Linked DNA regions of Homo sapiens: region 1 is linked to region 2. A link is a contact called in ENCODE Hi-C data. All regions are on one chromosome and are shown on one strand. The core of a region is the stretch at or near the end of the contact, and the rest is flanking DNA. Distances in the headings are between cores, read along the strand shown. Region 1 holds the start of ZFAS1 (ZNFX1 antisense RNA 1). Region 2 holds the start of TP53RK (TP53 regulating kinase).

Evidence for each region. Hi-C counts contacts between places; a loop is a spot of excess contacts on that map. Pooled maps may share reads with other maps.
Region 1: a map of B cell shows a loop between it and region 2 (26-fold over the local background). The contact joins the promoter of ZFAS1 here to the promoter of TP53RK in region 2. A Hi-C loop is called at or near these places in 1 of 168 maps with a recorded cell type or tissue (B cell), 1 of 37 single-sample maps with no recorded cell type and 8 of 50 pooled maps.

What each region holds. Positions count from the first base shown.
Region 1 is chr20:49,276,778-49,283,732 of GRCh38, reverse strand. It overlaps ZFAS1 (ZNFX1 antisense RNA 1), which reads right to left and starts at 5,555. Exons shown (of 4, transcript NR_036658.2): 1 at 5,017-5,555; 2 at 4,525-4,629; 3 at 3,163-3,248. It overlaps ZNFX1 (zinc finger NFX1-type containing 1), which reads left to right and starts at 5,676. Exons shown (of 14, transcript NM_021035.3): 1 at 5,676-5,712. It overlaps SNORD12C (small nucleolar RNA, C/D box 12C), which reads right to left and starts at 4,788; the gene lies at 4,710-4,788. It overlaps SNORD12B (small nucleolar RNA, C/D box 12B), which reads right to left and starts at 3,420; the gene lies at 3,318-3,420. It also overlaps SNORD12. RefSeq lists enhancers at 4,972-5,171, 5,047-5,341, 5,099-5,599, 5,600-6,100, 6,442-6,501 and 1 more and silencers at 5,262-5,621, 5,672-5,901.
Region 2 is chr20:46,684,960-46,691,197 of GRCh38, reverse strand. TP53RK (TP53 regulating kinase) reads left to right here and starts at 1,754. Exons shown (of 2, transcript NM_033550.4): 1 at 1,754-2,066; 2 at 3,967-6,238. The coding sequence starts at 1,784. The coding sequence ends at 4,445. It overlaps TP53RK-DT (TP53RK divergent transcript), which reads right to left and starts at 1,899. Exons shown (of 1, transcript NR_186399.1): 1 at 909-1,899. RefSeq lists an enhancer at 1,306-1,895 and a silencer at 2,126-2,175.

The DNA of each region.
Region 1 (6,955 bases), core at 4,306-6,805, 2.6 Mb before region 2:
AAAACTTTAACCCTCTTATACTGCCTTGTCTTCTTTCCTCTCTCTACCGTCAGCTATTTTATCATTAATGTAACTAGATCAAGCTCACCTCAATCACATTTGATGCCTGTCTTGTCATATCCTGTGGGGATCTCCAAAACCAGAGGCAACTGGCCTTCTCAGAAAAATATCTCTGCCCTTCCAAGATAAATTCTAAATCCTCACACAATGCTTGCCTAATCGAAACTAAATCCATTACATTCTTTGCAGTTTGGGAATGGGAAGGGTTTGAGGAGAGGTTCTGCCCATCCCGGAATGACGTCCTATGGAATACCGATCCTCAAGGGTAGACTTCCCCAAAAAGCTGCATCTCTCTACAACCCTACCTTCGTTTCAAAGGGAAGGCCCCCTCTAATTGCCAATATCACCAATGTAACCCAGTGCAAATTTCTATTCTTACCTCTACCTCCACCAATCCTAATCCCACTTTAAGTAGCTTCTACAGCATGGGAGCCGCAACATTAGGGATAGACCCTACAGGATCTTTCGAAATGCGCTTCATTGTTCCCCCACCCCCTTCATCCCCTTCTAAACAAACACCCAATGACAAAACCAAAGTGACCATTGTAGAGGTTAAAGATCTAAAGCAAACTCTACCAATTGAAACGGTACCGAGATGCAAATGCATGGCTGGAATGGATTAAACATTCTGTCCGCTCGCTAAACAAAGCGATTGTTATGCTTACGCACGTGGTAAGCCAGAGCCCCAGATTGTTCCCTTTCCACTCGGATCGTCCTCCAGCCGATCAGGCATTAAGTTGTATGGCAGCTCTCTTCCAAGACCCCACAACCTGGGGCAATAAGCTATGCCAAACTCTCTCGCTGCTGTTTCCTGAAGTCCCCTGAAGTCCGACACCCTGCGGGTCAGCCCCCGAGGGCCATCAAGCATCCGTCTTCCAATGCCAATTTTACCTCGTGTCTCTCACAGGGGGAGAACTTGAATTTGCTTGGAGACCTAACGAGATGCAGTGAGCTTAAGCCCTTCCAGGAGCTTACCAATCAGTCGTCCCTTATTCATCCCCAAGCAAACGTATGGTGGTGTTGTGGTGGACCATTACTGAATACTCTGCCAAGTTACTTGGCGTGGCACTTGAGCTCTAATCCAATTGGCTATCTCCCTTTCACCCTGGTATTTCATCCAGAAAACATACATAAAAACAGAACATCATAAAACAATGGATGTCCCTCGTGACTCTCATGTTTATATAGATGCCATTGGAATCCCACGAGGAGTGCCAGATAGATTTAAGGCCCAAAATCAAATAGCTGCAAGTTTGAATCCATGTTGTTCTGGTGGTCAACTCTAAATAAAAATGTAGATTGGGCCGGGAGTGGTGGCACACGCCTGTAATCCCAGCATGTTAGGAGGCTGAGGCGGGTGGATCACAAGATCAGGAGTTTGAGACCAGCCTGACCAACATGGTGACAGCCCCCAGCTACTCAGGAGGCTGAAGGAGAGTAGGTTGAACCCAGGAGGTGGAAGTTGCAGTGAACCATTGCACCATTGCACTCCAGCCTGGGCGACAGAGTGAGACTCCATCTCAAAAAAAACACAAAAAATGTAACCCAGCAACGATTCATTAATTATACTAGGGATGCTATTAAGGGAACAGTTTAACAATTAGGGCCCACCAGTCAAACGGCCTGAGAAAATACAATAGCATTAGACATGATACTAGCGGAGAAAGGTGTAGTTTGTGTCATGATTGGAACCCAGTGTTGTACTTTCATCCCTAATAATACTGCTCCCGATGGAACCATAACAAAGGCCCAAGGACTTACTGCTTTATCCAATGAGCTAGCTAGAAATTCTGGAATAAATGACCCCTTCACGATTTTAATGGAAAAATAGTTCCGCAAATGGAAAGGACTTACGTCCTCAATCTCCTGCCATCAGAATAGGTTTGCTCATTCTTGTAGGATGCTGTATCATACCCTGTATCTGAGGATTAATACAAAAGCTTATTTTAACAGCTCTCACCCACCAAAATCTTCCTCAATCCTCCCTCGCATCATTCAGTTAAGCTTCTAATTTCAGAGGACCAAGAGGAACAAAATCAAGACACGCTAAAACAAGTCTGAAGAGAAATAATTATAAAAATCAAAAGGGGGAAATCGTTAGATACAATGGATTTCTCTTCAAAGTTTTAACTTCCTTGTTCTTTGTTCTTAAGGTCAACTTCCTCATACCTTCCTGCTCCGAGTTACCCGTTCTATAAACAACTTCTCCGGCCAATCTCAACCTGTAACCTGTTCCCTATTTGGAAAAGTCCCCCTCACTCCTAGCAACCAGCTCTGTAAACAAGTTTCCTGCCCTTCCCACAGCTGTAACCCACATGCCTCCTGTTTAAAATAGCCAATCAGGACTAGTTTAGATTGCGCTGTCGACTCCAGCCAATGGGGATAGGACACAGAAGCAGGGACTACTTGTTAGGAATAAAAACCCTTTCTCTCTTTTGTTAGGTGTGCTCTTGCCAGGAATGCCAGCAGCAGCACCCTACGGCAGAAGTAAATTTGCCTTGCTGAGAAATCTTTTGTTCAAGTGCTCGTTTTCTTTGGAACTCCAAGCTCTTATTTCCAACAAAGACCTAGTAATACCAACAGGCCAATGTCAGTCCTAATGACTTATTCTCCCAGTTTTATACCCAACTTGGAAATGGGTCCTGAGGTTAGGCCCAGTTGGACAAATTTTGCGGTGGGGTTTGGCAGATAGAAAGCAGAAACCTCACCTGTTACAAGGCAGACTGAATCAAGCCAAGATCAACACACACTGGTACACGTGGCTCCCAACCTATAGAAAGTTAACAGGTCAAAAGAAGCCATCTGAATGCTGGAAAAAATAGAGAAAGCCCAGTTCCCATGAACAAGCAATAGTCTCTGATAAAGATAAGCAGAAAACAAAGATAGGAGTTATTACTGGGGCCAATGCATCAGACAAAACTGGCCAATAGTGTAGAGATCAACAGGGTCGATCTGATGGGGAAAGAAGCTGTATCATCAGCTGCAAAGGCCACATTTGAGTCGTACAAGAAGTAGGGTGACAAACCCACACTGAAAAGCAGCTACTACCCCCTCCAGAGCCTGTGTCTACTCAGCCAGGGAAGACGTGTTGGCACCACTTACCAATTTTATATGTATATATATATTCTACTTCCAACACCCGCATTCATCCTGGTTCAATCAAAGCCTGGTTTTGGCCAACAATAAACCTGAAATGAAAAAACAGAAAAATGAGCTCCCATCAGCTAGATGCCCAGGGGAGCTGGGACAAAGGAGCTGCTCAAGCTGGCATATCAGACAGAAACTGGCTTAGAAAAGTTAGATCAACATAGTCGATCTGTCGGGGAAAAAAGCTAAGTCATCATATATGCCAGCAGGAAGTTCTTGAGTGAGGAGTAAGATTTGAAAGCCATGAGGAGTAAGATTTGGTTGGTATGCTTCATATTTGCAAATTTGCATTCGGTGTTTGAGCACTTCTGTGTTGTATCCTGTAGCTGGCAATAACTTGGTAGCCAAACCAAACACCCCTGTCTTCAGTGCTTACACTCTGAGTACAGGCCCATGATAGAAGCCAGTGTGGCTGGAAGAGTTGAGGAAGTAGTTGGCATTTACTGAGTTGGGAAGTGAACAAGTACCAAGAGATTGCATTTTAACACAAGTTACCACAAGTTACCTGACAAAAGAACAATCTGGAACAATAAGCTTCACATGTGTTCCCATGAAGCCCAGACTTTGTAAACGCCTCACTCCTGGACTCTAGCAAAAATATTAGTTATGTAGTCGGGCACTGGTTTGAGTGGCTAGTTCAACAGAAAAACACATTTGGCTTTCCAAAATATGTCAATAAATCATCCCTCCACTTGGAAATTTAAGCGCCCCAACACACAGGAAGAATGGAATCCAAAAATATGTTTAAGTGGCATTAAAATGTTAAACGCCTCTTCACTAACAAGGTTCTTTCACTTCAGGCATTTCTCTTAAACCTGTTTCTTCACCAGAAACCTAGTTCCAATATTTGAACTGTGAGAATAAAACATTCAGAACATGTTTTTCTTTTTTTTTTTTTTTTGAGACGGAGTCTGGCTCTGTTGCCCCGACTGTAGGGCAGTGGCGCAATCTCAACTCACTACAACCTCCGCCGCCCGGGTTCGGGCAATTCTCCTGCCTCAGCCTTGTGAGTTGCTGGGATTACAGGCGCGTACCACCACGCCCAGCTAATTTCTGTATTTTTAATAGAGTCAGGGTTTCACCATGTTGGCCAGGCTGGTCTCCAAATCTTGACCTCAGGTGACCCATCTGCCTTGGCCTCCCCAAGTGCTGGGGTTACAGGCGTCAGCCACAGCGCCCGGCCGTCAGAACACTTTTTTAAATACCTAATAAATGCTCGATAGAAAGTGCTTTGTTAAATCCCACGTTTTCCTAGAAAACTAAAGCTTCTCAAAGCACGTGTTTTCTACAGTAGACCCATAGGAGACAAAGACTTACTCGTCAGGAGATCGAAGGTTGTAGATGTCTGCACGTGGCTTCCTTGGAGGTCCAGTGGTGACTCCCTCTTCCAAAATCCATTCTGTACCCGCTGGCTGCTCTAACCTGTGAACCAACAAATAAAGGGCGTTAACCGCCATCTTCCCACGGTCAGAAACGAACAAGGCCGGGCCTTTTGAGGCCGATGTATCAGAACTAACTGGCAAAATATAAGACGTCAGCATTGTCGATCTGATGGGGAAAAAAGTGAAGTCATCATTTACACCAGCCAAGGGCTTCTCAGGCCCGTGCAGAAGGCAGTGGCTTTTCCAGCTCCAGAAACTCATTTCTCCCACGCCCTTAAGGCCTATTTGGGGTCAGAGACGGAGAAGCCACGAGAAGGAGATTAGGGCTGGCCGCAGAGACGACGGCACAAAGAAGGGAAGGGAGGACCAGAGGTCTCCAACGAAGAACATGGAGTTTCCACTCACCACACACAAAACGGGAACTTACGGGCAGGACAATAGCGTATGAAGCCTGACTGCAACTAGGAGAAGTACCACACTCCGGGCACCGCAGACGCGAAAGAACGAATGGCTTCCTGAACCTCCCTTATATAACCAAAGATGGCTTTCGCACCTGCGCACTGGACCCGAAACGCTCTCTTTCCCGCCCGCTCCGCGCGCGTCGCTCTGGGAAATGTAGTCTCGAGCAGCACAGCCCGAGGCGCTCTAGTAGTTGTCCAGGCCGCGTCTAGCCCCGCCCCCTTCCCTCTACACGCCGGGCCACCCGGGCTTGTCCGCTTCCTCGCCATGTCGCGCTTCACACGCACCAAACCGCTCGACGGGTTCCCCTTCCTCTGGGGCCGGCTGAGGCCCGCAAAGGCCTTGGGCGCAGTCATCTCCCGCCCCCCGCGGTCCGCTCCCCTCAGCCGCGCCCGCCTGAGCCCGCCGGCTCCGCCGCCGGGGGGAGCTGAGGTGACGCCCTCCTCGAGGGCGGAGGCGCCGGCCGTGCCTGGGCCAGGCCCTCGTGCTCTCCACCCTGGGCCCCCGCCTCCTCCTTCTCCTCCTCTGGGCCGCCCGCCCGGCTCCGCCCAGGGTCTGCGGGGAACGGAAACCGAAAGTGCGCGGCGCCGGGCGGGGCCACCGACCTGCCTGGGCCGAAGCCCCAGCACTCGCCGGCGGCAGTGAAAGGACGCGCCGGAGCCGGGTGAGTGGCCCCGCAACTGCCCCTGCCCCTGATTCTTCCTTGCCTCGCCGCGAACCCCGGCGCCCGCGCCGACCCGCCACTGCCTCTGCCCGTAAGACCTGTCACCCTCTCAAGCCCCCAACGCACCCGTCACCCGCTCAGAGCCCCTGGCCCCTCAGCGCCCCGTCGCCCCCTCAATCCCCAGACCCCCATCACCCACTCAGAGCCTTGTCACCTCTTTGGCCCCCAGCGGCATCAGCACCCACTCAGAGCGCCTCTCAGCGCCCCGTCTCCCCCTCAGACCCCAGACCTCCATCGCCTACTCAGCGCCCCGTCACCCACTCAGCCCCTGGCCCATCTCAGCGCCCCGTCGCCCCTTCGGCTCCCCTGTACTCTCTTTAGTGTCCCCATCCCCTCAGCTGGCCCGTCGCTCTCCCCAGCACCCCCGACACCGTCACCGCTTCTGCCCTCAGCACTTCGATCTCCTCTGCCCCTACCCCTGTCTGTGCCCTCCCTTCTGCCACTCGCACCCCCCTCATTCCTCCGGCCTCACCTCCTGTCACCTTATCAATCCCCCTCTTCTACAGAGCACCTCGGCACCCCCTTCAGCCTGCTCCCTGCCCCCACCCCGCCGCCTCCGTCCTCAGCAAGCACCCCCTGGTGCTCGCTACCACCCTCTCCCCAAGGCCCCCATAACCCCGCCACCTCACAGCCTTGGCGCTCCCTGACCCCATAACATTTCCATTAGGGACCGTGGGCTCCCTGGGTCAGGGATTCCCCAGGACCCTGGAGACTTCCCCCAAACCCAGCTCTGCCTCCGACCTCAGCCTCCTGCGTCCCACTCTGGTGATGACTAGCCCCTCTCATTCTGACTCCAGGCCAGCTTGATCATCACTGATTTTCTTCTTCGTGCCCTTTAGGCCTTGATTCCCCCCACCAAAAAAAAACACTTCAGTCTGTTTTCGATCCCAGCATTTCCTGTTCATGTCTACTCCTCCCTTCCTTCCCTTGCCTTTTTTTTAACATCTTTTTTTCTTTTCTTCCGTTTCTTTTAAATTTTCTGGAGTTTCTATTTTAGCATTTTTCAACAAGGGGAAGAAGGAATTTTCCCCTCGGAGAATTGAAAATAAACAAACAAACTCTAAATACTGAGCCTGCGCCAGGAGGGCTGGGTTTGATAAGATGAGGGAGGGGACTCACCAGAGATATTCCCAGGGGGAAGAAAAGAGACTCCTTTTTCAGATGAGGAAAAAAGCTGCCCCTC
Region 2 (6,238 bases), core at 505-3,004:
CCCATGTTAATTGCAGCATCATTCACAATTCTCAATCTGAGTGTCCATCACTAAATGAATGGATAAAAATATGGTACATTTATATACACAATGGGATACTATTCAGCCTTTAAAAAGAATGGAATGCTGTCATTTACAGCAACATGGATGGAACAGGAGGATATTGTGTTAAATGAAATAAGCTAGGCACAGAAAGACAAATATCCCATGATCTCACTTATATGAGGAAGGTAAGAAAAGTTGAACTCATGCAAGCAGAGTAGAATGGTGGTTACCAGGCGGTGGGGTAGGGGGAGGGAGATAGGGAGGATTTTGAGAAGTTGGTCAAAGGATACAAAATTTCAGTTAGATAGGAGGAAACATTCATGAAATCTATTGCACGACATGGTGACTATAGATAATAACAATGGGTTGTATTCTTGAAAAATGCTAAGATAATAGATTTTAAGTGTCCTCACCCCCGAAATGATCAGTATGTTAGGTAACGTTAACTAGCTGGATTTAGCCATTCCACAATGTATACATATTTCAAAACATGTTACTTACGATAAACACGTACAATTTTTACTTTTCCTTATGTACGTCTTCATCTGGCTGTTCATTTTTATCTTTTATACTATCTTTTATAATAAACTGGCAATAGTAAGTAAAGTGTTTTCCTGAGAAACAACAAACTGGAAACAACTGTTTAGCAACAAGAAACTGCCTGACCAGGTAGAAGGACGTGGTAGCTCTGTATGTATTGATATGGAATATAGTCTGAGATAAATTGTTTAGGAAAATGAAAAGCAAGTTGCCAAAGAACCCACAGTATGATGTCATTTATGTTGGAAAAAACGCCACAACGATGTGTGAGTGTGCACACTGAATGAAAGAAAATTCTGGAAAGAAACTAACGGCCAGCAGTGTCACAAGGGGGATAGGTAGTTTATTTATTTATGTGTGCGTGTGCAAAGTTCCGTATTGTAAGAATTTGCTACAGCCTGTGTTATTATAAGCTTTGTAATGAAACAGGTAGAAACTGAAAAAGTTTAATTATTCCCAATTCAGTTTAGGTTCTGTCTCCGGAAGACTTTCCCGGATTCCCCAGCCCCCACTCCCCACCCCATCTTACCACCCCCTCTGCCAGCTCTGAGTCTCAATTTTCTTTTCTGTAAGGATTTTCATCATTTAACCTTATTTCTTCTGAATGCACTAAATGGTAGTTATCCTAGCACTTAAGAGGATGTCGGAAACATGGTTCATTGTCTGACCCTTCCGACTCTGACTTGTATGAGCACATTTTGGGGGGAATGTAGGAGTCAGGGGAAGAGGAGTTCCAAAAAGAGACTACTAGAGGGTACAGCTGTCCCGGAAGAGACTTCTGAAGAGAGCAAAGCGCGTCCGACGTTTTTCTCGAGAGGCGCCGAAGTTTTCCGGAAAGAGACGACCAACTGAGAGGTGGGCCCCCAAAGCCGGCTGCGAGAGTCACCGAAGATTTCCGGAGAGCCAAGGAGTCGGGAAGAGCCACTTACTGAGCGTTGCCGAACGTGTACGGAGATAGCCGAAGAGGCGGAAGGCGGGGCCACAAGAGCCCTTCCTGCAGGGAACCTCAGGCTTCAGAGAGCCGAAAAGTTGGGAGGCGTAACCACTTACAGGCCGGAAGTGTCCGGGGTGGACGCATTCGGGTAGCCGAAGAAGTCCCAGGATTGCCGAAGAAGTCCCAGGATTTCCGAAGCGAGCCGAAGCATCGCGACAGTTTTCAGAGACAGCTGATCGGTTGGAGCTGTTGCGCCGAGCAGTCATGGCGGCGGCCAGAGCTACTACGCCGGCCGATGGCGAGGAGCCCGCCCCGGAGGCTGAGGCTCTGGCCGCAGCCCGGGAGCGGAGCAGCCGCTTCTTGAGCGGCCTGGAGCTGGTGAAGCAGGGTGCCGAGGCGCGCGTGTTCCGTGGCCGCTTCCAGGGCCGCGCGGCGGTGATCAAGCACCGCTTCCCCAAGGGCTACCGGCACCCGGCGCTGGAGGCGCGGCTTGGCAGACGGCGGACGGTGCAGGAGGCCCGGGCGCTCCTCCGCTGTCGCCGCGCTGGTAAGGTGGGCCGGGATCCCGGCGTGGGCGGCCCCGAGGCTCTGGGGCCTGGGCGGGTGAGGGACTCCCCTGCGCTCCGAAGCTGGATTTCCCTCAGTTTCTCCTTCTGTGCCTTCTGCGGTGTCCGGCCTTTCGGAAATGTTATTCTTTCATCCCTTTTTTCATTCGTTAAGTCTTAAGAAACCACGTGGCCATGCAGCGTCAAGCTTTTGTCCTGAGGCCGTTCTGCCTGGTTCAAATCTGGGATCTGTCATTATTGCTCAATGTTGAACATGTTTAACTTCCCTGAGCCTTGGTTTCCCCATTTGACTCGTTTCAATTTTCGATCATTATCTTTCCATTTATTAGTTTTAAGAAACATGTAATGACAAGTACTTGCCCCACTGGAGCCAGGCTCCCTGGGTTGAAATACTAACTCTGCTGCTTGTGTAGCCTTTCAACAAGTTATTTAGCCTCTCAGCCTCGGTTTTCTCACCTGTAAAATGGGAGACATAGTAGCAGTATCCATGTCATAGGGATGTTGTGACCATTAGAGGAGGTATGTGTGTCACGTATTATGTTCAAATGTGTGCCTGGCACATAGTGCCCAATAAATGTTGGATTTCATTAAATTGCCTATTTTTTCATTAAACATCATTGTGCGCCAGCACCATAAACTTTGTCCTCAGATGAGAAAGTGACACTCAGAGAGAAGTAACTTGCCCAAGGTTACACGGTTACTAAGTGGCCGGTCCAGGCCCTCAGCTCCTTATGCCTCTGACTCAGAAGCCCTGGCTTTTTACTTTTACGCTTCTTGCCTTTCTTTTATCAGTATTTTTTAGGTACCAGTGGGTACCAGGACATTGTTAAGTGCTGGGAGATCTGGGTGGGGGATATTCAGTAGCCAACAAGCGGACACATTGCTGCCCTTTCAGAGACTTAAGATTTCATGAAGTTATTTGTGTATTCATATTTCTGTTTTCAGCCTCATGATCTGTTTCGTTAAGCAGAGATTGTATTATAGCTGGCTTGTTTATTGCTGTATCCCCATTGATAACATCTCTCAGTTTCTAGAAAAGTATACTGAGCCTGGTTGACTTTCAGTAAAGATTCATTGAGTTTATTGGAGCTATTGTTCCTTGTATAGTAGCAGAAACTGAGGCTTAGAGAAGTTAATGTAATTTTAAGATTAGATTAGACAACTAATAAGAAAAGCAGCTGGGATTTGAACCCTGTCCTCTCTGACTACGAAGATGAACCTCGAAGCTAGCACACTGCTTGGCCTCCTGTTTGTGTCCTCATCAGTAGAAACTGCTCTGACTGGGCTGTGCCTTGCTCTTTGTTTTTGTTTTTTGAGACAGTGTCTCACTTTGTCACCCAGGCTGGAGTGGTGCAGTGGCACAATCTCAGCTCACTGCAACTTACGCTCCCTGAGTTCAAGCTATTCTCCTGCCTCAGCCTCCCGAGTAGCTGGGACTACAGGCGTGAGCCACCACACCTGGCTAATTTTTGTATTTTTAGTAGAGATGGGGGTCTCGAACTTCTGACCTCAAGTGATCCGCCTGCCTCCGCCTCCCAAAGTGCTGGGATTACAGGCATGAGCCACCACACCCGGCCTTTGTTTTGTTTGTTTTTTAGAGAGTGAGTGTGACAAATGAAGTCCAGTGAGAAAGGGTGGTTTGGAAGGGAGGAGGAAGCTATGGCCTCCTCAGTTTAGCTGTGGGGTGTTCCCAGGCATAGTCCTGCAGTGGGCATGAGCAGGGGAATATTCCAGATGAGTTCAGTTGTACCATTTCCTGTAGCATTCCTCAATAGTCCTGAAATAAGTAGATATAGATGGAAAAACTGGCTTAATCTTTGAAAATTAAGTTTACCCGTTAAAAAAAATCCAACCCAATAACCACTTATGTCTTGATTTCAGGAATATCTGCCCCAGTTGTCTTTTTTGTGGACTATGCTTCCAACTGCTTATATATGGAAGAAATTGAAGGCTCAGTGACTGTTCGAGATTATATTCAGTCCACTATGGAGACTGAAAAAACTCCCCAGGGTCTCTCCAACTTAGCCAAGACAATTGGGCAGGTTTTGGCTCGAATGCACGATGAAGACCTCATTCATGGTGATCTCACCACCTCCAACATGCTCCTGAAACCCCCCCTGGAACAGCTGAACATTGTGCTCATAGACTTTGGGCTGAGTTTCATTTCAGCACTTCCAGAGGATAAGGGAGTAGACCTCTATGTCCTGGAGAAGGCCTTCCTCAGTACCCATCCCAACACTGAAACTGTGTTTGAAGCCTTTCTGAAGAGCTACTCCACCTCCTCCAAAAAGGCCAGGCCAGTGCTAAAAAAATTAGATGAAGTGCGCCTGAGAGGAAGAAAGAGGTCCATGGTTGGGTAGAAGAATGTGTATGACAACCACACACAGTGAAGCTCTTTTTTCAAAGTAAATTTGAAGAAATGCTACAAGTATGAGATGAGATCTAAGTAAAGGTGTTAAGATATTTTTAAGTGGTATGTGATCGTGTCATTATCATCTGCACTTCACTCAAGAGCTTACTATGTGTCTAAGTCATGTTCTAGGCAGAATTGGGTATTTAAAGTAAATTGAGGACAGGCTTCTCCCAGATTGTGACATGTATATCTCAGATACATGGGTGTGGCATTGAACCACATAATGAGAACATTATTCTCTTTTTAGTCCTTGTGAGACAAGGATGAAGTCTCAGTTGCTGATACTCGCTGAGCTTACTGGCCCTCTAACCCAGTGTTTTTTTTTGTTGTTGTTGTGTACATGTTATATTTATTTTGAAACCAGTTTAATGGGATACAACCAGCATTTTAAAAAATGAAATAGAATACAGCATGGAAAATATCAGTGTATTGTTTTATGAAACTTTCACGTGTATATATAGACCAAGGATATGTGCTGAGTTTTGATGTCAAATATATTTCTCTTTCAGGGTCATGATCAAAAAATGAAAAGTCTGCTTAACTCCAATTTCTCTTTTAAAAAAGCAGACTTACAGCTTTCAGGCAACTGAAATTCATGTTAACATGTTTTTATTTTTATTGCTTTGTATTTTTGTGGTTACCTTCTAAGACAAGTGATTGATCTAAAGTTCCTTTTAAGTTTATACCGCTAAACAAACTGAGTTGATTTCTATCACAGGCAGTAAGTAGGTAGAGCAAAAATGGTGAAGTGACTTGTGAAGACTGAAGTTTGATGAAGTCTGGTTTAAGGCACAGGTAAACTGAGTGTGGATGCAAAAGTACCAGGAGCTAGCTTTTAACCTTGCCCAGCCTCAGTTTCTTTTCTTAGAAGAAGCTATGTTTGGGTGGGAAGGGAAGAGAGGGATAAGAAAATACCTTTCTTCCTTGTAAACTCCAATCAACAAACATATTTTGAGTGCCTTTTGTGTTCCTTGGCACCCTGTTGGGTATTGGGTACTTGGCACCCTGTTGGGTATTGGGTACAATGGTGAGCCAGACAGACACAGCGCCTGTCCTTTTGTAAGAATATTTATTTTTATAAAAAAGTATAAAGTATACAGTGGGATGTTTTGATATACATTATGAAATGATTGCTACAGCTGAGCTAATTAACACCCATCACCTCACATAGTTACTGTCTTGTTTCTTAATATGGACATTTGCAGCTATGAATTTCCCTCTGCACACTGTTGTCATCACACACTCTCAGTTTTGGTATTTTGTGTTTTTGTTTTCATTCATCTCAAAGTATTTTCTAATTTCCCTTGTGATTTCTTCTTTGACCCCTTGATTGTTTAGAAATCTGTTAATTTCCACACATTTGTAAATGTTCCAATTTTTCTTTTGTTATTGCCAGCTTCATTCCATTGTGTTCAGAGATGATACAGTCAGTGCCTGTTCTTATGAAGCAAACATTCTATAATAGTAGGACCAGTACCCTGTCTGTTTCATTCACCACAGTCAGCATGCCCCAAGTGCCCAGCATGGGGCGGATGGCCAGGAATGAGTGAAAACTTCCCTTCCTGGGTAGTTGTGACTAGTAGAGAGGAAAAATAATATAATTGCCTGCTTACTGCATGCCAGGCATTGGGCTGGGAATTTTTATATTGGATCTAAAATAACTCTTAAGTTAGGCATTATCCCCATTTTATAGATGGAGAAACTGGCCCCAAAAGGTGGGAACTTGTCCAAGACGTCACA